Linked DNA regions of Homo sapiens: region 2 is linked to region 1. Evidence: chromatin contacts called from ENCODE Hi-C or POLR2A ChIA-PET data. All regions are on one chromosome and are shown on one strand. The core of a region is the stretch at or near the end of the contact, and the rest is flanking DNA. Distances in the headings are between cores, read along the strand shown. Region 1 holds the start of ATP8B1-AS1 (ATP8B1 antisense RNA 1). Region 2 overlaps ATP8B1 (ATPase phospholipid transporting 8B1).

Region 1 (5,104 bases), core at 1,740-4,239:
GCCGCCCATCGTCTGAGATGTGGGGAGCGCCTCTGCCCTGTCGCCCCGTCCGGGATGTGAGGAGCATCTCTGCCCGGCCGCCCCGTCTGAGAAGTGAGGAGACCCTCTGCCTGGCAACCGCCCTGTCTGAGAAGTGAGGAGCCCCTCTGCCCAGCAGCTGCCCCGTCTGAGAAGTGAGGAGCCCCTCCGCCGGGCAGCCACCCCGTCTGGGAAGTGAGGAGCCCCTCCGCCCGGCAGCCACCCCGTCTGGGAAGTGAGGAGCGTCTCCGCCCGGCAGCCACCCCGTCCAGGAGGGAGGTGGGGGGGTCAGCCCCCTGCCCGGCCAGCCACCCCATCCGGGAGGTGAGGGGCGCCTCTGCCCGGCCGCCCCTACTGGAAAGTGAGGAGCTCCTCTGCCCGGCCAGCCGCCCCGTCCGGGAGGGAGGTGGGGGGGTCAGCCCCCCGCCCGGCCAGCCGCCCCGTCCGGGAGAGAGGTGGGGGGGTCAGCCCCCTGCCCGGCCAGCCACCCCGTCCGGGAGGTGAGGGGCGCCTCTGCCCAGCCGCCCCTACTGGGAAGTGAGGAGCCCCTCTGCCCGGCCAGCCGCCCCGTCCGGGAGGGAGGTGGGGGGGTCAGCCCTCCGCCCGGCCAGCCGCCCTGTCTGGGAGGTGAGGGGCGCCTCTGCCCGGCCGCCCCTATGGGAAGTGAGGAGCCCCTCTGCCCGGCCACCACCCCGTCTGGGAGGTGTACCCAACAGCTCATTGAGAACGGGCCATGATGACAATGGCGGTTTTGTGGAATAGAAAGGGGGGAAAGGTGGGGAAAAGATTGAGAAATCGGATGGTTGCCGTGTCTGTGTAGAAAGAGGTAGACATGGGAGACTTTTCATTTTGTTCTGTACTAAGAAAAATTCTTCTGCCTTGGGATCCTGTTGATCTGTGACCTTACCCCCAACCCTGTGCTCTCCTGAAACATGTGCTGTGTCCACTCAGGGTTAAATGGATTAAGGGCGGTGCAAGATGTGCTTTGTTAAACAGACGCTTGAAGGCAGCATGCTCGTTAAGAGTCATCACCACTCCCTAATCTCAAGTACCCAGGGACACAAACACTGCGGAAGGCCGCAGGGTCCTCTGCCTAGGAAAACCAGAGACCTTTGTTCACTTGTTTATCTGCTGACCTTCCCTCCACTATTGTCCTGTGACCCTGCCAAATCCCCCTCTGCGAGAAACACCCAAGAATGATCAATCAATAAATAAATAAATAAATAAATAATAAAAAAAAAAATAAGAAGCAGTGGTAAGCCAGAGCATACACAGCCTGGAAAGCCTGTAAGGATGTTGAGGTGAACCCTGAGAGCAAAAGGAAGTCCATGGAAAGTTGCTAGATAGAGAATGAAATGACTGTGTTTATATTTGTAAGTGTTCGCCCTGGCTGGAGTGTGAAGATTAGATTGGAGAGGTGTGGGGAATCCAGAAGATGGGTGGAGAGGTTAGCCAGAGGGAGGATGTGACTTGCATTGCACTAGAGGGAAAGGATGGATGCCAAAGCACGAGAGTTTGCAGGTTTCAAGGGAGGGCTGTCAGACAGCATCCATTTAATAGCTTGAAGCAAGAGACTGGTCATTTGCTGAGATTTGGGGCTGTGGGAAGGACCTACGGTTTGAGACATTCTGAAATGCTGACCAGAAAGCCCACTGTTGGGGGAAGACAGGTTTAGTGGGAAGGGCAAATTGAGAGACGAGGTCCACCAAGCAGCTCTCAGCAGTTTGAAGGCTTCAAGTTGTTATTCATGCATATCATGGAACAAAAGAATAACAATGATTAACCATTAATGCCATTTATATCCTAATTCAGAAAGCTTACTGGATGTCAAGTACATGTTAGGCATATTTTGGTATAGCTGATCTCATATTATCCTCACAATAACCTTCCCAGTGAAGGGTTATTATCACTTTATAATTGAAACATCTGTGGCTCAGAAAGGTTAAGAAACTTGACCAGGCTCACCAAGCCAGAAAATGAGTTCTGTGATCTATGGAACGTATCTGGCTTCATTCAGAGCTCTAACGGTACAGGAGTTACCATTGTTCACCCTCCTTAAAGAATGAGCATCCAGCGGGACTTTAAAATAACTGTAATTTTTTTTAGTGAGAGACAAGGTGCTTACAAGCAAGCAGCTTGCAATCATGAAGCCTGGGAATCACTGAAGCAAATCTAAGTGCTTAAACTTAACTACAGGAAAAGGAAAGTTAAGTTTTCGGTTCCTCAAATTAATATTTTCATTGTAATGATAATTTCCACTTTTAGTTTGCCGTTTACAAGCCAATTTTATTTTTTATTGCATCTATCTATCATCTATCTATAATTTATTTATTAATTAGAGACAGGGTCTCTCTCCGTAGCCTCAGGCTGGAGTGCAGTGGCGTGATCACAGCTCAGTGCAGCCTCGACCTCCATGGCTCAAGCGACCTCCCACCTCAGCCTCCTAAGTAGCTGGGACCACAATCCCATGCCAATAAGCCCGGCTAATTCTTGTATTTTTTATAGAGGGGCGGGGGCGGGGGTGGCTCACCACGTTGCCCAGGCTGGTCTCGAACTCCTGGCCTCAAGCGACCCTCCACCTCCGCTTCGGCCTCCCAAAGTGCTGAGATTACAGGCGTGAGTCACCGCCCTCGATCTCATTTAAAATATAACTGAGATTTTCCAACTGCTTCACTGATTTGTTAACTAAGTGAACTCTGCTTGGACCCCTCCCCGATTCCCGGTACTGGGACAGGGAAACGAGCCCTAGAGGCGCCCGCAGTGATGTTTGCCTGTTCTCTTACCGAAGCCTGTTATGAGGAGCAAAAAGCAGAATGTCCAAGAAGGCTCTTTGAAGATGTCTGTGAGTTTGCCTGGGGACAGCTCCTGGAAGGCGGTGTCCCCGCGACTAGGGCGAGCCCCGGATTCCCCATCATCCCGGACTCCCCAACACCCGGAGGCGCGGCGCCACGAACAGGACCAAGTAGGAAATGCAAGACCACGCGCCAGAAACGCGGAAGTGGCCCGGAGACAACATGGCGGCGCCGGCGTCAAGTGCCCTAACCCCGGACCGGCGGCCTGGTACGGTGGCCTGTGGGGGACGCCACATTAAAAGAACAGAGACGCTCATCCTGCGCCTGGTAGGGCGAAGTGGGGTCCGGTAAAGCGACCTTCAGCGCAAAGCTGAGGGGGCGCAGGGACCTAACAGCAAGGACCGCAGGGGGAGGCCACCCCTTGCTGGCCAGAATCAGAATGAAGAGACAGACGATAATGCCGTTCATTCTGGCCGTCCCGAGTAGCTGGGACTACAGGCGTGCGCCCACCACGCCAGGCTAATTTTTTAAAAATTTTATGGAGACGGGGGTCCCACTATGTTGCCCGGGCTGGTCTTGAACTCCTGGCCTCATGTGATCCTCCCACCATGGCCTCCCAAAATGTTGAGATTACAGGCCTGAGCCACCGCACCTGGTCATTCAACTATTATTTTAAGCCACACACTTCTGCATAATAGAGCATGTATTATTAGTCTACTATTGCCACACTAAAGAGGTGTAACAAAATGCCTCCCAAACTCAGAGGCGTAACCCAACAATCGTTTATTCTCACTTATGCATCTGCAGGTCACTGATGTGGGCTGAGTTCAGCTGGACGTGTCTCCAAGCTGAAGATTGGGTCCCTGTCTTCTCCATGTCTCAGCTTCCCTGGACCAGTGGGTCAGTCAGGGCGTGTTCTTCTCATGGTGGTTGTTCACAGAAAAAGCGGTCTTGATCCAGACCCCAAGAGAGGCCTCCTGAATTACACGCAGGAAGGAATTCAAGACAAGTTGCAGGGTACGGTGAGAGTTTATTGAAAGCGCCTCCATTACAGAGTAGGGCGTCCTTAGGAAGCAAGCAAAGGAATGCCCCGTCTTTGTTTTAGCTTTTTCTTTTTTTTTTTTTTTTGAGATGGACTCTTGCTCTATTGCCCAGGCTGGAGTGCAATGGCACAATCTCGGTTCACTGCAACCTCTGCCTCCTGGGTTCAAGCAATTCTCCTGCCTCAGCCTCCTGAGTAGCTGGGATTACAGGCGCCCGCCACCACGCCTGGTGAATTTTTGTAGTTTTAGTAGAGACAGGGCTTCGCATGTTGGCCAGGCTGGTCTCAAACTCCTGACCTCAGGATGATCCACCCGCCTCGCCTCCCAAAGTGCTGGGCCACTGCGCCTGGCCATTTTAAATTTTTCATATATAGGCCGGGCGCGGTGGCTCACGCCTAATCCCAGCACTTTGGGAAGCCGAGGTGGGCAGATCACAAGGTCAGGAGATCGAGACCATCCTAGCTAACACGGTGAAACCCCCATCTTTACTAAAAATACAAAAAATTAGCCGGCTGTGGTGGTGGGCGCCTGTAGTCCCAGCTACTTGGGAGGCTGAGGCAGGAGAATGGGTGAACCCGGGAGGTGGAGCTTGCAGTGAGCCGAGATTGCGCCACTGCACTCCAGCCTGGGAGACAGAGCGAGACTCTGTCTGAAAAAAAAAAAAATTTGATATATAGGGGTTTTGTCTATGTAAAGGCTAAACTAAGCTGTGTCTTTGTGCATGTGGTCTGACAGCATGACAAAATTTATTATTTTATTGATTTAAAGAAAACTCTCCTTGACATTTTAGTGTATAAGTACATTAAAGCATAACTATAATTATCTTGAAAGCATATATTACGGGTATTGGGACATCTGGTCTTTCTGTTGTTACAGGATTGTGTCCTTGCAGGTATCTTTAGGCTGTTTTCTCAACTGTAAACATCTTATGACCATGGGTTGTGACTGGCAAGGAGTCTCAAGATGGAGCTCAACTTAAAATGGTGTCACTCTGGCCCTCCTAGGCCTCGGCTTCTCTAACAATGGCAGAAGCAAGAACACAAGTCCAACTGCACAAACACATTGTAAACCTTTGCTTGCATCACACCTGCCAATATCCTATGGCCAAAGTAAATGCACATGGCTAAGCCCAGCAGAAATGAAGCAGGGAAGTATATTCCTTCTGTATGGGAGAAGGGAGTGTGAAAGGAAAATATCTTGGACCCCCAAAATATTTTCCTTTTTACGAAGGAAAACTCAAGCTGGAAACTG
Region 2 (5,104 bases), core at 941-3,440, 140 kb before region 1:
TTAGAGTGAAGTGTGTGTGTTTTCATGAATTAAGGCTCAAACCAGTTGCCTACTGGCTTAATGAAGTACTAGCAGTTTCTTGCTTTACCCCAGCACCTCCAAGGAGCCTTGCACTGAGTTTCTTGCTGGTGGGTCTTGATTTTTAACTAAATGAGGAATTGGTGAATGAATGGTCTTCCATTCACAGTGGGTTTGGAGTGGGAAGGCGCACGGGCATACCTAGAAAGGCTCTAGAGAAACTAGCTTTATTTGAACCCAAGGAAGGCATTTAATAGCAGAGCAGGGAGAAGGGAGCCAATCAGATCTGGCAGGGCAGGCCCAGGAGGAAATACGGCTCTGAGGATGGAAGAGTCGTGGGGCAGGCAGAATGCGTGGCTCTAGGGAATGGCGGCCAGGCCTTCCTGGCCATCAGAGGTTTTGCGCAATGCATACACTTGGCTCTGCTTTCTTTCTGAGCTGGTCCTCCCCTTAATATGCCTGGGTCAGACCACGGTTGAGCAAGGAAGCTGTCCTGTCTGAGTACACTTCCCAAAGCCACCTGTCACTCACCATCAAGATAAGGATACTCAGCCACCCACCTTACTCACTGGGAAGCTGCCCACCTGATCCTTCATGGAAAGTGGAAGGCGGGCTCTGTTTATCTAGGCTGGTAAAGTCCTTGTGGAGCAGCTGGGAAAACAAGAACATCTCTGAATTTGTAGAATTATCATCTACCTCTGGCTTCTTGGACTTTTTAACTGGTTACAGTGTTTGCTGCTATGGTCAGCCCAAGGGTTAAGCCTTTCTCTTGGGTGTGTGTTTCATTTTACAGCATAACTCATTTCCTCCTTGCATCAATTTCCACTTCTATCCTTGGCATAGGGATTTGTTACCAACTTGGCATGCAACCGTCTCTTGCATTTTATTTTTAGAACTTGGAGTAAGGATTAGCTATGTAATATTTTGAATCCTTCATACTGACTTTGGTAAAATACACAATAGAGAAAGCTTTAAAAGCTTAGCTTTTTTTTTTTTTTTTTGGCATGTAAACAGTAAAAATGGCCTTTTAGAATTCTAATCTGGACTATGTTTTCCTCCCTCAATTCCCTTGACTGGTTATTTTTAGGATTTACAGATGGCTTTGGAGAATAGGTATGATTCTAGGATTCTTCTTAGTAGCTTAAGAAAATTCTTTTTTTTCTTTTCTTTTCTTTTCTTTTTTTTTTTTTTTTTTTTTTTTGAGACAGGGTCTCACTCTGTTGCCCAGGCTGGAGTACAGTGGCATGATCTTTGCTCACTGCAACCTCCGCCTCCTGGGTTCAAGCAATTTTCCTGCCTCAGCCTCCCCAGTAGCTGGGACTACAGGTGCCCCCCACCACACCTGGCTAATTTTTGTATCTCTTAGTAGAGATGGGGTTTCACTATGTTGGCAAGGCTGGTCTCGAACTCCTGACTGCAGGTGATCTGCCTGCCTCAGCCTCCCAAAATGCTGGGATTACAGGCGTGAGCCACTGCTCCCAGCCAGAATTCCTTATATCTCATTATAAAAGTGATATCTAGGATATTTGTAGACTGTATATAATGTATAATTGTTAATTGTCTTGCTTTATACCCTATAGATTTTTTAAAAATCAATTTAGAGCTCTCTGTGTATATATTTGTATGTGTGTGTGTTTTCATGAGTGAAGACCCAAACCAGTTGCTTGCTGGCTTCAGGCAGTAAAACCAAAATGCCTGGCAAGTCTTAGATCTAATCCTGCTTATACTTCATTTCCTGGACCAGTGCTGGCTTAGGGAACTTTCTGGGATGATGAAAGTGTTCTGCTTTTTTTTTTTTTAGATGGAGTTTTGCTCTCGTTGCCCAAGCTGGAGTGCAATGGCACGATCTTGGCTCACTGCAACCTCTGCCTCCTGGGTTCAAGCGATTCTCCTGCCTCAGCCTCCTGAGTAGCTGAGATTACAGGCGCGCACCACCAAGCCTGGTTAATTTTTTGTTATTTTAGTAGAAACAAGGTTTCACCATGTTAGCGAGGCTGGTCTCGAACTCCTGACCTTAGGTGATCCACCCACCTCGCCCTCCCCAAGTGCTGGCATTACAGGCATGAGCCACCGAGCCTGGCCCAAAAGCGTTCCTGTTTCTAGCCCCTAGTCACAGGTGGCTGTTGAACACTTGAAATGAGGCTAGTGCAACTGCTGATCTGGCTTCTAATTTTAGCTAATTTAATAGCCACACATGGCTCGTGGCCACTGTACTGGATGGCACAATGGCCTTGGGTTTTTCTTACCTGAGCAGCAGAAGGCTTTCTGAGGAAATGGAGCTTGGGTTGTGTGAGATGATGCGAGAATTAGAGGGGCATGTACAACTGCCCCCTTCCCCACCTGCTTAGTCTGCGACTCTACTGGACCTATGCCTTCTCCCGGAGCTGATGAGCTCACCTTAGTTCTTAGAGCTTCAATTCTTGAATGCTGCAAGCCTGCCTGAGGTTGGCTTCCTTTTATCCTGTGGATAAACTGTAGGATTCCAACGTCCTTTTTGATAGACCTCACCTCTCTCTTCCTTATTCATTACTTTCCCCATCACTCTCTGACTGCCCATGACATGGAAAGATTTGCAATTTCAAGAACAGGCTGTTCTTACCTCTAGACCTGTGCAAATCGGACACTCTCCACCTGAAATGCTCTGTCCCTTTCATGCACCTGTCTGACTCCTACATGTCCTGTAGGTCTCAGGTTAGACCTCAATTTCTGCAACACCTCCTCTAGGAAAGGCTTTCTTGACCTCTCCTAGGACAGGTGGATGCATTACCTAGTATGTATACTGGGTGGATTCCCATCACAGCACACTTGATTGAAACTGCTTCTTTACCTACAAGTCCCTCCTCCTGCCCTAGAGCTTCTTAAAGGGTGGTCCCTGTACCGGCAGCACTGGCATCACCCGGGAGCTTGATGGAAATGAAGAGTCTTGGACCCCAGCCCAGTCCCCCTGAGTCAGAAATCCTGAGTGTAGGTGCTAGCAATTTGTGCTCAACAAGCCCACCAGAGGATTTTCATATGTGCTAAAGTTTCAGAGCCATTGGGCTGAACTCTTAGCCCCATTAAGGTAGGATGTGTGATTTTTGGTTTCCCACTGTCCCTAGCTTTTAGCACACTGCCTGGCTAGATACTTGAGAAACACAGTCAGAGAAGAAATTCCAGTTATTCTTTTGGCAACTTGTCTGATCAGGAAATTTTTTAGTTGAAATCAGTTTAAATCTCTTCTCCTTTCTCCAAAGGAGATAAAGAACAACTGAGTACTTAAAAAAAATTTATTGTTATCTGGGCTCGGTGGCTCCTGCCTGTGGATCACCTGAGGTCAGGAGTTCGAGACCAGCCTGGCCAATATGGTGAAACCGTGTCTTTACTAAAAATACAAAAAATCAGCCAGGCGTGGTGGCAGGCACCTGTAATCCCAGCTACTTGGGAGGCTGAGGCAGGAGAATCACTTGAATCTGGGAGGCAGAGGTTGCAGTGAGCCAAGATGGCACCATTGCACTCCAGCCTGGGCAACAAGAGCAAAACTCTGTCTCAAAAAAAGAAAAGAAAAGAAAAAAAAATTATTGTGATAAAATATACACAACATACAATCTACCATCTTAACATTTTTTTTTTTCTTTTTGAGACAGAGTCTTGCTTTGTTGCCCCAGCTGGAGTGCAATAGCATGATCTCAGCTCACTGCAACCTCTGCCTCCGGGGTTCGAGCGATTCTCCTGCCTCAGCCTCCTGAGTAGCTGAGATTACAGGCACCTGCCACCATGCCCGGCTAATTTTTGTATTTTTAGTAAAGACGGGGTTTCACCATGTTGGCCAGACTGGTCTCTAACTCCTGCCCTCAGATGATCCAGTCAGCTTCCCAAAGTGCTCGGATTACAGGTGTGAGCCAATGCGCTTGACCTTAACCTTTTTTTTTTTTTTTCTTTTGAGACAGAGTCTCACTCTGTCACCCAGGCTAGAGTGCAGTGGCGCGATCTTGGCTTACTGCAACCTCCACCTCCTGGGTTCAAGCAATTTTCCTGCCTTAACCTCCTAAGTAGCTGGGACTACAGGTGCCCGCCACTATGTCTGGCTAATTTTTTGTATTTTTAGTAGAGACGCGGTTTCACCATATTGACCAGGCTGGTCTCGAACTCCTGACCTTGTGATCCGCCTGCCTTGACCTCCCAAAGTGCTGGGATTAAAGGCATGAGCCACTGCACCCGACCCAACCATTTTTAATTATACACTTCAGTGTCTTTAAGGGCATTCACATGGTTGTGCAGCCATCACCGCCATCCACCTCCAGAAGTTCTTCTCCAACTGAAGCTCTGCACTCATTAAACAACTCCCCTTCCTCCCAACCTTTGGCAACCATCATCCTGCTTTCTGTCTCTGAATTTGCCTACTCTGCATTCCTAATGTAAGTGAAATCATACATCATGTGTCCTTCTGTGACTGGTTTATTTTACTTAGCATGTCTTTATGCATGTGCCAGGATTTCCTTTTTAAGGCCAAATGATAGTTCCTTGTCTCTATACCACATTTTGTGTATCCAGTTATCAGATAGCATTTGGATTGTTTCTACCTCTTTGCTTTTGTGAATATCACTGTTGTGAACATGGGTCTACTGTATAAATATCTGCTCGGATTCCTGCCTTCAATTCTTTTGGGTATATACCCAGAAGTGAGATTGCTAGATCCTATGGTAATTCTATGTTTATTTTTTGAGGAACCATTATGCTGTTTTCCACAGTGGCTACACCGTTTTATATTCCCACTGGCAGTGCAAAAGTGTTTCAACTCCTCTGCAGCCTCACCAACACTTATTTTCTGTTTTTTTTTTTTTTTTTTTTTTTGACAACTGAAAGTGAAAAGTTAATTCAAGAATAGTGTCAGGCTGGGCACAGTGTCTCACACCTGTAATCCTAGCATTTTGGGAGGCTGAGGCAGGTGGATCACTTGAGGCCAGGAGTTTGAGACCAGCCTGCCTAACATGGTAAAACCCCATCTCTACTAAAAATACAAAAATTAGCCGGGTGTGGTGGCAGGAGCTTGTAATCACAGCTACTGAGGAGGCTGAGGCAGGAGAAACACTTGAACCCAGGAGGCAGA

Evidence for each region. Hi-C counts contacts between places; a loop is a spot of excess contacts on that map. ChIA-PET counts read pairs that join two places held with the same protein, here RNA polymerase II (POLR2A). Pooled maps may share reads with other maps.
Region 2: a pooled map shows a loop between it and region 1 (3-fold over the local background). The contact joins the enhancer-like site here to the promoter of ATP8B1-AS1 in region 1. A Hi-C loop is called at or near these places in 2 of 168 maps with a recorded cell type or tissue (GM12878 and gastrocnemius medialis), 12 of 37 single-sample maps with no recorded cell type and 10 of 50 pooled maps. POLR2A ChIA-PET finds 5 or more read pairs at or near these places in 10 of 52 experiments (AG04449, HCT116, HEK293 and 7 more).

The regions. Positions count from the first base shown.
Region 1 is chr18:57,628,216-57,633,319 of GRCh38, reverse strand. ATP8B1-AS1 (ATP8B1 antisense RNA 1) reads right to left here and starts at 2,989. Exons shown (of 3, transcript NR_164148.1): 1 at 2,802-2,989. RefSeq lists enhancers at 1-450, 2,728-3,217, 2,741-3,241, 3,288-3,337.
Region 2 is chr18:57,764,502-57,769,605 of GRCh38, reverse strand. All of the region lies in intron 1 of ATP8B1 (ATPase phospholipid transporting 8B1), which reads left to right. Among named protein-coding and RNA genes, the nearest start is that of ATP8B1, 36 kb to the left of the region's middle. Within about 2 kb of position 2,190, at least 3 of the 41 ENCODE cell types and tissues checked have a DNase peak (open chromatin) inside an H3K27ac peak, as active enhancers do; they include gastrocnemius medialis, where a contact is called at or near this core.